Regions from separate parts of the Homo sapiens genome. Here regions 1 and 3 are each linked to region 2. The links are chromatin loops, found by intact Hi-C in ENCODE. Cell type or tissue: mammary epithelial cell. All regions are shown on one strand.

What was found. Hi-C counts contacts between places; a loop is a spot of excess contacts. Peaks named below come from ENCODE experiments on the same cell type or tissue, not always from the same donor. Only the 100,000 strongest peaks of a DNase experiment are listed, where the experiment ranks them.
Region 1: a loop joins it to region 2, with 8 times the contacts of the local background. A loop is called at or near these places in 19 of 110 quality-filtered maps.
Region 3: a loop joins it to region 2, with 2.7 times the contacts of the local background. A loop is called at or near these places in 3 of 110 quality-filtered maps.

What each region holds. Positions count from the first base shown.
Region 1 is chr10:98,788,833-98,793,832 of GRCh38, forward strand. The region is part of intron 3 of HPSE2 (heparanase 2 (inactive)); the gene reads right to left. Among named protein-coding and RNA genes, the nearest start is that of MIR6507, 130 kb to the right of the region's middle. In mammary epithelial cell, a CTCF peak has its summit at 2,186 (motif pointing right); no DNase peak of the experiment used is centred here.
Region 2 is chr10:99,244,267-99,249,266 of GRCh38, forward strand. It overlaps a transcript of HPSE2 not described here. Among named protein-coding and RNA genes, the nearest start is that of HPSE2, 11 kb to the left of the region's middle. In mammary epithelial cell, a CTCF peak has its summit at 2,660 (motif pointing left); no DNase peak of the experiment used is centred here.
Region 3 is chr10:99,039,936-99,044,935 of GRCh38, forward strand. All of the region lies in intron 3 of HPSE2 (heparanase 2 (inactive)), which reads right to left. Among named protein-coding and RNA genes, the nearest start is that of MIR6507, 120 kb to the left of the region's middle. In mammary epithelial cell, a CTCF peak has its summit at 2,980 (motif pointing left); no DNase peak of the experiment used is centred here.

The DNA of each region.
Region 1 (5,000 bases), 460 kb before region 2:
CACCCACTGTCTGGCACTCCCTAGTGAGGTGAACCCGGTACCTCAGATGGAAATGCAGAAATCACCCGTCTTCTGCGTCGCTCACGCTGGGAGCTGTAGACCGGAGCTGTTCCTATTCGGCCATCTTGGCTCCTCCTCCTATATCCACTTCTTATCCTTCTCACTTTTTTTTTCTTTTTAGCACTTGTCACTCTATAACTTACAGTAAATTTTACCTATTTATGTTATTATCTCTCTTCCCCAGTAGAATGTAAGCTCCATGAGGACAGAAATTTGTATCTGTTTGGTTTGTTACAGCCCGGTGATACAGGGCTTGGAACATGGCAGACATTCAATAGATATTTGTTGGATAAATGAATATAAAGATGGTAACTTTAGCTGTGTGTAAAAAATGGTCAGACCTTAAGTGGAGAAGTACTACGGGGAACTGTGAATGCTAGTATGAGAGATCCAGAGACACATGCTTGGGACACATTAACATAGTTGGAACAGTCGTAGTTGAAATCATAAGAATGAGTTCCTTGAGAGGATGAATGTTGCAGGATGGGTTTTTCAAGAGCAAATCCTGAGTAAGAGTCTGGGTGTTTATTAAGGATCGACAACTTTGAAAGGAAGCAGACTGGTTAGAGAAAGAAGTCAAATTGCAATGCAGGCTGGAAATACCTCAGCCAAACTGGTAGAAAACTGTGAAGTAAATGCTGCCTGTCAGAGTTGTCCTGAAATAGACCCAAATAGTTGGACCTTTATAGCCCCATCTCATTCAGTCACTGATGTGGGCTGTCTTGAGTAGGGCTGACCTTGGATGAGGCTACTCTCTGCAGATAAGGCAGATCCTAAAGGAGATGACAGCCGGAAGCTGTCTATTGACCTCATTTCTTATAGCTGGATGGCAAGTACTTTTTTTAAGGGAAATATGAGCAGTATATCTCCATATCTACCACAAATGGGGAAAAGAAGGCTAATGGCTAGAGTTGCCAGATTTAGCAAGTATAAATATAAGACACCCATTCAAATTTAAATTTCAGATAAATAGCAAAGTGAGTTATTAATATAAATATTCCCACGTAATAGTTGAATCACAATTATGCTAACAAATTATTTGTTGTTTATTTAAAATTCAAATTTAACTGAGTGTCCTGTGTTTATTTGTCAGCTCTACTAAAGGCTGAGTCAGGATAGAGTCTCAGTGGTCAGGAGAGAAGTAAGTGGAATTGTCAATAAGAGATGAGAGAAAGTCAGAGAATGATCCATGAACCAAGATAAAGTAATAGCATTGAGATACAAAGAAGGAGGTGGCTTTCAAAATAATGAAGTGACTGACAGAATTTCCTATTTTTAGAAGACTGAATAATATTCCATTGTGTATATGTGCCACATTTTATTTATTCATTCCTTGATAGACAAATAAGTTGATTCCATACCTTGGCTATTGTAAATAATGCTGCAAGGAATACAGGAATGCAGATATCTCTTCAATATGCCAATTTCAATTCCTTTGGATATAAACTCAGAAGGTGGAACTGGAGGGCATTATGCTAAGTGAAATAAGCCAGGCACAAAGAGACAAATACTGTATGATCTCACTTATATGTGGAATCTAAAAAAGTCGATCTCATAGAAACAAATTAGAAAGGAGGTTACCAGAGGCTGGGAGGGAGAAGGAGGGATGAGGAAAGGGAATATGTTGATCAAAGGGTACAAACTCTCAGAGCAGAGGATTAAGTTTTGGTGATCCATTGTACTGCATGCTGACCACAATTGATAACAATGTGTATTTCAAAATCGCTAAAAGAATAGATTAATGTTCTCACCACAAAAAAATCATAAGTTGATGAGGTGATGGATATGTTAGCTTTACTGAATATTTCTACAATGTGTACACAGATCAAAATATCACATTGTACTGGAGTGTGGTCAGTATGTATGTATATTTATCATACATAATTATAATTTGTCAATTAAAATAAAAAGAAAAATAATGTGATATAAAATTGAATTTTGAAAAATGAAAAAGATGTGTAAAAGATGATGACTGAGTATTACTGCAGTGACTAAAAGATTAGAGATAAGAAAAAGCTTCAAAAAACAGTGGCCTTCAGTGTCAAATGACACAGAGACAGGCAAAACAGCCAAAATATTTGCAGGGGTGATGAGGTATGTCAAAGCAGATGTGATAGGGCATGCTTTGCCACAAGATGGCACTCATAGTTCCTTCTTTTTCTGAGTTTCTATCAATAAATATTCTGCAAATTTTTTATTGTTATAGAACAAAGAGACTATCTTATGTTTCACAACTTATAGCATTGTGTTTCATGTTATATCATTTTCCCACAACTTATCATTGTTTTTCCTTTTAGAACATGAAGATATAATGAATGCTGGAATTGACTGAGGGGGAGGGAGACTGGCATTAGAACTTGGAGGAGGGAGCAAATGCAATGCTATTGTAGATACAAAGTACAAAGCCTTAACAAAAGGCTGTTAGATTTAACAATCAGATGATGACTGATGAGTTTCAAGAAAATGAAGAATAGTGATGGAAGTGGTAGCCAGACTGCCTAATGTTGAGGAATGGGAATGCGCTGAGAAAGTAGAAGCAGTGAGTACAGACTATATGTTTAGCACATCTGCTATAAAAGAAAAAGAAGGAAAAATAGGTGGACTTTTTCCTTATAAGGAACTATTTTCCAAATAAGGGTTTGTTTACCTTATATGTAAGTTTCAAATATTTGACCAAAATACCTCTTAAACGGCAATTGCCTCACATAAAAATATCTCTATAAAACAAACGCAGTTGTGTTGCAGAGACACTTCTACTTAACTGAACAACTCCTTTAGTCCCTCTATATTATAGCACTTATTTCTTTTCAAAATAATTTCATACCTTTTTCTTATATTGTCTACTGAGTGAATGTTTGAATAAAGGTCTATAGAGAACATAAGATTTGCCTGACATTCCACAGCTAGAGAGAAACAGAGCCATGAGTCAAAGTTTTCTGATGTATAATTCCATACTCATTTTATTGAATTCCTTTTTCTGTTACTTGATTTCTAGTTCAAGTTTTCCACTTATTATCAACGTTATTTTTCAACATGTATAAAGTGACAATGGCTATATGAAATTACCCCGTTCTCAATAGTTTCCATGCTGTCTCAGATATGTAACAGTTAAAAGTTACCTGTCTCCCGAACAGCATGGGAAAATATGCGCATTATTATCTCTGCTTTGTGTAAAACTGAGTATAATATTGAGCTAAACCAAAAATAATTTATAAATCACCACACTGTTGCACAGGTAAAATCCTGTGCTTATTGTTTCAGGTGGATAGGTACTTCTACTAGAATACAAACAGTCTCACCACACAATCAAAAGGTTTTTTTTTTCAGCCAATAAATCTAATCTGTACACACTCATTTTTCTTTTATTTTTATCATCAAGGTGAAAATCAGTTTCTGTATTTGTGTAAATCTAAGTAAAATCTAATCCTTTGGACATAAGAAAGAGTGAAAGGAAGACAACTTTAGCTTTGTTCTTCTCATTCAATTTCCTCACCCCAAATATAGAGAAAAAGGTGGAGGGGCTTCTATAACTAGTTCACCGGTAACTCCACATAAGTCAAACAAAAGAACACTTCAAACCTGCTTTGTGGCTAGACCTCCATGGGGAACAGCCTTCTTACTGAATTGGAAAGAATAAAGGGTATTTTTGAACTTACAGTGCCTGAAAACATCATGTCTGCAAAGTGTGGTTGGCATTTTTGTACATTTAAAAGAGTCTAATGAAGCCCAGCTCCATACAAATTCCTACAAAAAAAAAAAAAAAACACGAAGAATGGAAAATGGTTCCTGCCACCCAGGGGTCAGAGTGGTGGTTGTTTCTCCAACCAATTGTACAAAGGAGACCTGTCATTTATATAGTTCCAAAGTCTTGCATTAGCAAGTACACCACGAAGACTGGCCCTTACCCAAATAATTTACTCAGAGAGACATTTAATATGGGGTAAATACAGCCTCAGAGAGAACAGCTTTGAAGGATGTCTTTGAAAAGGTCAGAAGAAGATGAAATGAGGAACGTTGTTACTTAGGGCCTTTATTAAACAAATGCTTGCCTTAGCTCATCTCCAGCATGTCTTAAATAATGACATACCCACTTCACAGACAAAAAACAAATTGGAATGTGAAATTTTTCATTAGTATAGGCCCTCAGGCCAATGGGTTGTTCTAAAAGTATGTGAATGGCCTCTTTCCACCAGCCTGGAGACTGCTTCTATCTCAGGGATGTATCTATTGCTCTGTTAAACAGTCAAGTTTGTATTTCAGATGTTCTCCCTTAACTGTAATACAAGTTAAATTTGAAAACTCTGTTCTCCCTAAGCCTTATGCATGTCCTATCCCTTCAGGTTCTTGGCTTTAGGTAGCTATAACCAGTTACTGCTACTGTTACAACAGACAGCACTTTAGGTGTTAACTTTTTTGGGGTCATAGGCACTTTGCTATCATAAAATCAACTGGCTATTGAATTAAATAAATTTTTTGGTTATCCATAACATCACTTCCAACAACTGATTTCTTTGCTGCTGCTATTCATCTCTAGTTCTTTGTACATATAAATGTATCCATCCATTCAACGAATATTACTGAGCACCTGCTATTGTTCTAGACAAAGGGATTATGGAAGTCATCAGAACAGACAAGGTCTGGCTATATGGACCTACATTCCAGATAGGTAGGAACAGAAGAGTGTGGGATGAGGGAAGTAACAGGCAATACTTAAACAACATACATTAAGATAGTGATAAGTCACATGAAGATAAGAAAACAGGTTAATGTAATTGATAATGTATGGAGAACTACTTTTGTCTGAATAATAAAAAACTGCTGCTGTGAGATGAGGTGTTAAAGTGTCACTTTTGAGTTAGGGCCCAATGATGACAAGAAGCCAGCATGTACAGGTCTGGGAGGAGAATGCTGTAAGCAGAGAAAACAGCAAGTACAAAGGT
Region 2 (5,000 bases):
TCAGCCTCCCAAAGTACTGGGATTACAAGCGTGAGCCACCACGCCCGGCCTACAACGGTATTTTCTTTTGTTCTCTAGGCTAATGGCATACTTTGACCTTTTTATTTTTATTTCTTTTATTATTATTATTATTATTATTATTATTATTATTATTATTTGAGACACGGTCTCACTCTGTCACCCAGGCTGGAGCGCAATGGTGTGATCATGGCTCACTGCAGTCTCTACTTCCTAAACTCAAGCAACCCTCTCACTTCAGCAGCCTTGTGTAGCTGAGACCACAGGTGTGAACTATGCCTGGATTTTTTTTTTTTTTTTTTTTTTTGTAGAGGCAGGGTCTCACCATGTTGCCCAGGCTGGTCTCAAACTCTTGGGCTAGAGCAATCCTCCCACCTTAGCCTCCCAAATGCTGTGACTACAGGCATGAGACTTTGACCTTTTTAAATACTCTAATATGTTTAGTTCATTATAAGGAGAGTTAAGCAAATGTTTATAACAGAAGGCTTACCACTGATTCATTCCACTACTCAATAATCAAAATCAGCTGACAGACTTTAGTAGTACATACTTACTCAATAGAATATTTTACTTCTGCTTGAATTAACATCTAGACCCCTAATTCTTTGGAGTAGTTTTGTCCCCACATAAGCAGATCCAAGAACTTCCTTAATTCAATACTAGTTATATTAAACCTTATCAGCCCTGTCACCAAATTTTCTAATACTTCTAGTCCTTTTCATTATCTAGAGATATTGACATGCTGATGACTCTTGGGAAGTATATTTAATTTTGATCAGACACTTAAATTTTAAATTCTTCTTTTGATTTTCTGAAGCCTGGACCACACAATAAAATAGTATTTCCTGTGCTGAAATACTTAAAAATAGTCTTTTCCCCTTTCAAGTAGAAATGAAAATAACGTGCAAGCCTAGGTCAGGGATTCTCACCCCTGGCTGCACATTAAAATCATCTGAGGAGCTTTTTAATAATTTATTTGGAGTAGGGCCTGAGAATATTCCAGATCCCTCACTACACAATTCTATTTGGTTTCTAATTTCAGAGAGCAAATTTAGATGACAAAGGATACCACATTATTTAATCTATTTGATTCCTAGGTTTCAGGTAATGAGGAGAAATAGGTCAGATTCTAAGGGATATCTCAAAAAAATTATTGGAATCTATTCTACACCTAATTTAGAAAGTGAAAGTTCAGATAGAGAGGGACCATCCCCTAAGGGGGAAAATTATGCAAGTAAATACCATACATCCTACTAGCTTTAACAGATTCTCAAACTGATCATTCTTTCATTCAATAAATATTTTCACTTTATACCATCTGATTAGGAAATTTGAAATACTGAATAACGCTAATTGTGAATGTAGAAAAATGGGAAACTTCTTGCATGCTGATGGAAGTATAAAGTAATTGGGCCACTCTGGAGACTGATCTGGCAATACTTAGTGAAATTAAATATGTATATTCCCTAAGAGCCAGTAATCCCACTGCTGGGCATAAACTCCAGTAGTAAAATTTGCAAAAAGGCCATTAAAACATTTGAATGAAGATGGTCAGTAAAGCGCTGAGTTTAATAGTGAGGAATTGGAGACACCTAGATGTCCATCATAAAGGAAATAGATAGGTAAAATGAGGACAACTGTTAGAAGCAATGAACTAAATGTACACACATACATATGTACATAAAATAGGTTTTAAATACAATGATAGGTGAGAAACACGCAAAACCAGAATGATACCTATAGCAAAATGTTAGTGCAAATTAAACACATATGTTAAACAATATATTTTACAAGGATACAAAAACATCAAAGGACATACATCAAATGCATTAGAGTTGATGCCTATAAGATAGTTGTTGAAAGAAAAAGAAAATAAAACAAAAAGACTTTTCATGGACCAATGTTCGTAAACAGTCTCTTACATTCAAGGCAATACTTAACCAATTATGGGGGGGAAAATACAAGAAATATTTATTGAGGTCTGACAATGGACCGGGTATTGTGTCCTCCTGCCACCTTGAGATCCAAAGAGGAATAAGAATATCCTTGCCCTTGGAAACCTCACAGTGTACCTGGAAGAATGAACAGGCTAACAAATCCATTTGATAAGTGCTATAATAAAAATGTGGTGAAAGGTGCTGTGGAGCACAATAAGGGATTATGACTTAAAATCAATTTGTGGCCGTGCGTGATGGCTCATGCCCGTAATCCCAGCACTTTGGGAGGCCAAGGCAAGCGGGTCACCTGAGGTCAGGAGATCGAGACCATCCTGGCCAACATGGTGAAACCCCGTCTCTACTAAAATACAAAAAATTAGCCAGGTGTGGTGGAGCGTACCTTTAGTCCCAACTACTCAGGAGGCTGAGGCAGGGGGATTGCTCAAACCAGGGAGGCAGAGGTTGCAGTGAGCCGAGATCACACCACTGCACTCCAGCCTGGCAACAGAGCAAGACTCCATCTCAAAAAAAAAAAAATCAATTTGTATATATAGAAGCCTATTACTTGATACATATGTAATTTTGCATCACAATAATTACTAAAATATTTCATACTGTTTTTCTTTTTATGTGTCCAGTTTTGCCTAGCTTCTACTTTAGTAATAGCTAAGGGTTGCCTGCTGTAGAAATGCTAGAGTGCCATCTGCTGGTGGAAATGTTTGAAATTCCCCCAACTACCTCACAATCTGTTCTCAAAAACAAAAATAATCATACCCATAATCGTATATTTGGGCTTGAAGAAATCTTAGAAATCATATAGTTCAGGACCCTAGTTTTAGAGAGTAGGAAGTATCTTTCTTACAAGATTTCATGTCATTTAAGAAAATCAAGAACACACAAGCATACACACATACCCTTCCATCGCCACTGTAAATGTCACAGAATGCTATACAGTTAAGACTCACAAAGATAAACTATCTTAATTTCCCCAATTAGATAAACATATAATCTCCTTTAAAGACTTCCATAAGACATTTTTAAACCTTTTGGTAAAGATCACTTCCCAGGAAAACAATCTTAGTAAGGCAGTTTACTGCAACATGAAAAGAATTAGTTCTGCTGTCAAACCTAAGTTCATTCCAGCTTTACTATGTATTTTTAAAAGTAAGGAAGTTCTGAACATGGAAATGAAAACATGATACCCGCTACCGCAAAAACACACTTAAGTATATAACCCATAGATCCTATAAAGCAACCACACAATAGAAACTACAAAGCAACTAGCTAACAATGTCATGATAGGATCAACACCTCACATATCAATATTAACCTTGAATATAAATGGTCTAAATGCCCCACTTAAAAGACACAGAGTGGTGATTTGATTTTTTTAAAAAATGAGACCAATCCATCTGCTTTCTTCAAGACACACATCTCACACATAATGACACCCATAGGCTTAAAGTAAAGAGTTGGTGATATGGTTTGGATTTGTGTCCCCACCCAAATCTCATGTGGAATTCTAATCCCCAATGTTGGAGGAAGAGCCTGGTGAGAGGTGATTGGACCATGGGGGTGGATTTCCCCTTTTCTGTTCTCATGACACTCAGTGAGTTCTCATGAGATTGGGTTGTTTAAGTGTGTAGCACCTACCCCTTCTCTCTCTATCCCAGGCTCCAGCCATGTAAGACATGCCTACTTCCACTTCTGCCATGATTGTAAGTTTCCTAAGGTTTCTCAGCCATACTTACTGTACAGCCTGTAGAACCATGAGCCAACTAAACCTCTTTTATTTATAAATTACCCAGTTTGGGGTATTTCTTTATAGCAGTGTGAAAATGACTAATACAGAAAATTGGTACCAGGAGCAGGGTACTGCTATAAAGATATCTGAAAATGTGGAAGTGACTTTGGAACTGGATAATGGGCAGAGGTTGGAACAGTTTGAAGGGCTCAGAAGCAGACAGGAAGATGAGGGAAAGTTTGAAACCTCCTAGAGCCTTGTTAAAATGTTGTGACCAAAATGCTGATAGTGATATGGACAATGAAGTCCAGGCTGAGATGGTCTCAGATGGAGAGGAGGAACTTATTGGGAACTAGAGAAAAGGCCACTTTTCTATGCTTTAGCAAAGAGGTTGGAGGCATTGGGCAACTGCCCTAGGGATCTGTGGAACTTTAAACTTGAAAGTGATGATTTAGGGTATCCAGTGGAAGAAGTTTCTAAGCAGCAAAGCATTCAAGATGTAGCCTGGCTGTTTCTAGTAGCCTATGCACACTCATGAGCAAAAAAATGATGTAAAACTGGAACTTATATTTAAAAGGGAGGTGTAAAAGTTTGGAAATTTTGCAGCCTGGCCATGTGGTACAAAAGAAAAACCATTTTCAGGGGAAGAATTCAAACCAGCTACAGAAATTTGCCTAAGTAAAAAGGACTAAATGTTAATAGCAAAGACAATGGGGAAAATGCCTCAAAGGCATTTCAGAGACCTTTGTGGCAGCCCCTCCCCTCACAGGCCCCAAGGCCTAGGAGGGAAGAATGGTTTTGTGGGCCAGACCCAGGACCCCAATGCCCTGTGCAACCTCAGGACGCTGCTCCCTGCATCCCAGCCCTCCAGCTCAAGCCATGGCTAAAAGAGCCCCAGATAGGTCTCAGACTCCTATTCCAGAGGGTGCAAACCATAAGCCTTGGCAGTTTTCATGTGGTGTTAAGCCTCCGGATGCTCAGAGGGCAAGAGCTGAGGCTTGGAAACCTTGAGCTAGATTTCAGAGGATGTATGGAAATGCCTGGATGTCCAGGCAGAAGTCTGCTGCAGGGGTGAAGCCCTCATGGAGAACCTCTACCAGGATAGTGTGGAGGGGAAATGTGGGGTTGGATCCCACACACAGAGTCCCCACTAGGGCACTTCCTAGTGGAACTGTGAAAAGAGGGCCACTGTTCTTCAGACCCCAGAATGGTAGATGCGCCAACAGCTTGTACAGTGTGCCTGGGAAAGCTGCAGGCACTCAACACCAGCCCTTGAGACCAGCCATGGGAGCTGAGCCCTG
Region 3 (5,000 bases), 200 kb before region 2:
GAAAGTGATTTTCAAGTACAAATGTCTACCTTCATCCCTTAAAACTATATGTAACTGCTGTTGCCTGTATAATATTCACTCTTCCATAATTTTTCTATGATTATCCAGATAGATTATTGATTACATACACACATATTTGTATACATAGACCTTCATAGGTACAGTTTTCTTTTTGTAGAGGTCGGGTAATGCTACACAGATAATTCTTCAAATTGCATTTCTCATTTTAAAATATATCACAGGCATCTTTCCATATCAGCACATATAGTTCTACTGCATTCTTTTTAATAGTTGTATGTATTTCAATTGAATGGATATACCAAAATTTACCTAATCGTTACTCTATTAATGCACATTTAATTATTTCTAATATTTTGTCATTTTAAAGTATGCTATAAAGAAAATGTATATTAATATACTCATGGTACTTTTCTATGAAATAGAGTCCTAGATTTAGGATTATTAAGAGTGTATCTCTTAATTTGTATACCAATTTATATTCTCACCAGTAGAGTCCATTTTGACACATGTTCACCAACACTTTGTCTTCTATATTCGTATCCATTTTCTTCTAATCTGTTTTTCATCTTTTAACTTTACATATCATTTTAACTTTACATATCATTTTGTAAAACTGAAGTGTACTTTTATGCAATCAAATCTGCCGCTCATTTATGTCATTATTTCAATGTTTTATGACTTGAATATTTATACCCAAAAATAAAAAAAACTTCCACATCTCTATAGTATAGTAACATCTCTATAGTTACAAAAGGAACTCTATTTAGATTCTTAATTCATCTGGAATTTATATGTGATATGAAATAGAAAATAAAATCTAAATTTACATTCTTAAAATTGCACAGCCAAGCCAGGTGCAGTGGCTCACGCCTGTAATCCCAGCACTTTGGGAGGCCGAGGCGAGCGGATCACAAGATCAGGAGATCGAGACCATCCTGGCTAACACAGTGAAACCCTGTCTCTACGAAAAATACAAAAAAATTAGCCAGGTGTGGTGGCGGGTGCCTATAGTCCCAGCTACTCCGGAGGCCGAGGCAGGAGAATGGCATGAACCTGGGAGGCGGAGCTTGTAGTGAGTAGAGATCGCGCCACTTCACTCCAGCCTGAGTGACATAGCGAGACTCCATCTCAAAAAAAAAAAAAAATTGCATAGTCAAGTATTCAGCACATTGATCTGAAATGTCACAACCTTTTTTATGTACTAATTCCCAAAGGAAGTTCCAAGATGGCTTACTAGAAGTAGCTAGTGCACACTGCTCTCACAGAGAACAGAGTGGTGAGTAAACAGGCTCTTCAAGTGGATCATCCAGGAGGCCACATTGAGATTCATAAAGGATGCAACAGCAACCCACAAGGAGCAGAGAGGAGCGAGGCAGAACAGCTGCCCACCCAGGATTGTCAGCAGAACCAGGGGAGGCTCCCTACCTCTAGGGAAGGGTGAATGAGTGAGAGCCCCTGGGGACCCATACTTCTGCCATGGATCTTTGCAATCTTGGGTATGGGCAATCCTCCCAACCCCCAATCCCTCTGGGACTCCAAACTAACACAGAGAGCTGCCTGGAGTCTGAACAGAACTACCCACTCAAACCCAGGTTGAGCCCCACAGGCCTTGGACTCCTGAACACCCCAGCACCAGCTTCCCTAGCCTCACCAACAACAGAGGCCAGGCACTCTCATGTGCCCTTAGGGTAGGGGCCGCATCCATAGTGCTGAGGAGTGCACGGATTGCAGGCCTCACCTCTGCTGCACCTCACCAGGAACAGCCAACTGGCCTGGGCCCCCAGTGTAGTCATCCCACCCACACCTAAGCACTCTGGCCCTGCATTTCTCTGGGATGGAGCTCACAGAGATAACCGACAGGCCCGTTGTGATTGCCTCTATAGTCCCTGCTACCCTGAGGCTGGGAAGGGAGCTAAGAGCCTGAGAACAGTCACAAGCCTCCAACATGCTGCAGCTACCATATGAAAAGACAGCTGGACAGTTTTCCATATGGTTCACTGCTCCTCACACATATTACATACACACATATTTGTACACACAGACCTTCACATGTATAGTTTTTAATTTTAGGTATAAAAACCCAAGTCATAGCCACCACACTCCCACCTGATCACTTCAGTTCAGTGTTTCTCTGGGGTGGAAGTCCCTAGAGACAACTGGCAGGCCCTCTCCTATTGCTTCTGCCCTGGTCCCTGCCCTTCCTCCCAACAGGCTAGGGAGGAAACCAAGAGCCTGACTACTTTCCTGCACCGACAGCACACCACGACAGCCGTCCTATGGAGAAGAGGCCAGACTGTGTTCCATGTAAACTCCTGACCCCTGCCCCACCCTTGGCCAGACAAGGCGTCCCTGGCTTGGGCCCACAGCACAGCTGCCCACCCACAGCTGATTATCCCAACTGGCAGAAGCAGCTCTGCATTTCTCTGGGGTGGAATTCCCAGAGGCATTTCTCTGGGGTGGAGTTCCCAGACAGTCCCTCTGCCATACCAACCACTACGGTCCCCATTCCTGCTGCCCCCAATATAAGGGGGAACAAAAAGCCTGAGTTCACCACAGGGCTGCAGTGCAAAGCTTGGGAGTGCTGAGCCAAGATCTATGACCAGCACTGGAGCCGGAGAGCAGTGCACACTCAGAGCACAAAAAAGGGTGAGTCTGGCTGGCTTGTGGACTGCCGTGGGAGCAGTGCATGCCTCCCTCGGAAGGGCCCACCGAGAAAGGTGTGGCTTATCTCTGCCACTGCCTCTGCCAGAGAGAGCCCCGTGGCCCCTCACCTAACATTCAACAAAAGAAATGAAGGTGCAGTCCCAGTGATCAGAGGGGACTCTCCAGAGGCCTAGGAGTGGACCTGCTGAGGGGGTCACCTCTCTCCACACTGCAATACAGAGCAGGGCTGCAAATGTCAGAAACTATAAAAGAGCCACAAGACTAAGTCTATTGGCCTTAAGCGCCATCTACTGGATCACAGTCCAAACAACACCACCAAAAATATTTTGCTAATATACATCCCTGTGAAACTAAGGACAAGAATTCAGCCACAAACAGACCCCACACAGAGCCTTGACCCACTAAAAACATCCAGAAACGAAGCCAACTGACTATACTCAACTTACACCACAGTTAAAGGGACACCGACCCTCCGAAATAAGAAAAAATCAGCGTAAGAACTCTGGCAATTCAAAAAGCCAGTGTCCCCTTCCCTCCAAATAAGTTCACTAGCTCCCCAACAATGGTTCTTAAACAGCTGGAGGCCGGGCATGGTGGCTCATGTCTGTAATCCCAGCACTTTGGGAGGCCAAGGCGGGTGGATCATGAGGTCAGGAGATCGAGACCATCCTGGCTAACACGGTGAAACCCCATCTCTACTAAAAATACAAAAAATTAGCTGGGCGTGGTGGTGGGCACCTGTAGTTCCAGCTACTAGGGAGGCTGAGGCAGGAGAATGGCATGAATCTGGGACCCAGGAGGAGGAGCTTGCAGTGAGCTGAGATTGCACCACTGCATTCCAGCCTGGGCGACAGAGTGAGACTCCATCTCATAAAAACAAACAAACAAACAAACAAAAACAGTTGGATGTGAATGAAATGACAAACATATAATTCAGAATCTGGATGGCAAGGAAGCTCATCAAGATTCAGGAGAAAGTTGAAACCCAATCCAAGGAATGCAGTAAAATGATCCAAGAGCTGAAAGATACAATAGTAATTTTAACAAAGAACCAAACTGAACTTCTAGAGCTGAAAAATTCACTACAAGAATTTTGTAATACAATCAGAAGCATTAATAGTAGAATAGACCAAACTGAGGAAAGAATCACAGCTCAAAGACTGGCTCTTCAAATCAACCCAATCAGATAAAAATAAAGAAGAAAGAATTTTTAAAAATAAAAAAAACTCCAAGAAATATGAGATTCTGTAAAGAGACCAAATCTATGATTCACTGGCATTCCTGAGAGAGGAGAGAGATAAACAACTTGGAAAATATATTTGAGAATACAGTCCACGAAAATTTCCCTAATCTTCTTGGAGAAGTTGGTATGCAAATCCAAGAAATACAAAGGACCCTGGCTAGATACTATACAATATGACTATCCCTAAGGCACATAGTCATCAGATTCACTACAAAATAAAAAATCTTAAAGGCAGCTAGAGAGAAGAGTCAAGTCACTTACAGAGGAAACCCCATCAGGCTAACAGGAGACTTCTCAGCAGAAACCTTAAAAGCCAGAAGAAATCAGGGGACCTCTGTTTAGTGTTCCTAAAGAAAAGAAATTCCAAGTAAGATTTCATATCCTGCCAAACTAAGCTTGAAATGTGAAATAGAAATAAAATCCTTCTCAGACAAGCAAACACTGAGAGAAATCATTTCAATTAGACCAGCCTTACAAGAGGTCCTTAAGGGCATGCTAAACATGGAATCAAAATAACAACACCTGCTACCACATAAACACACTTAAGCACATATGCCACAGGCACTATAAAGCAATCACACAATCAAGCTGACAAAACAACCAGCTAACGACATAATGGCAGAATCAAAATCTCACATTTCAAAAGTAACGCTGAATGTAAATGAACTGAACACCCCACTTAAAAGGCATAAAGTGGCAAGCTGAATAAGAAGACAAGACCCAACCATTTGCTGTCTTCAAAAGATCCATCTCACATGTAACAACACCCACAGGCTCAAAGTAAAAAGATGGAGAAACATTTACCATGCAAACAGAAAACAAACAAACAAAAAAAATAGCAGGAATTGTTATTCTTATATCAGATAAAATAAGTTTTAAACCAGTATAAAATAACAAGGGCAAAGAAGGGCATTACATAATGATAAAGACTACAAGCACACAAGAAGACTTAACTATCCTAAAATATATACACACTTACATTGGGGCACTCAGATTCATAAAACAAGTTCTTCTTGGCCCACAAAAAGACTTAAGACAACCACACAACAATAGTGGGAGACTTCAACACCTC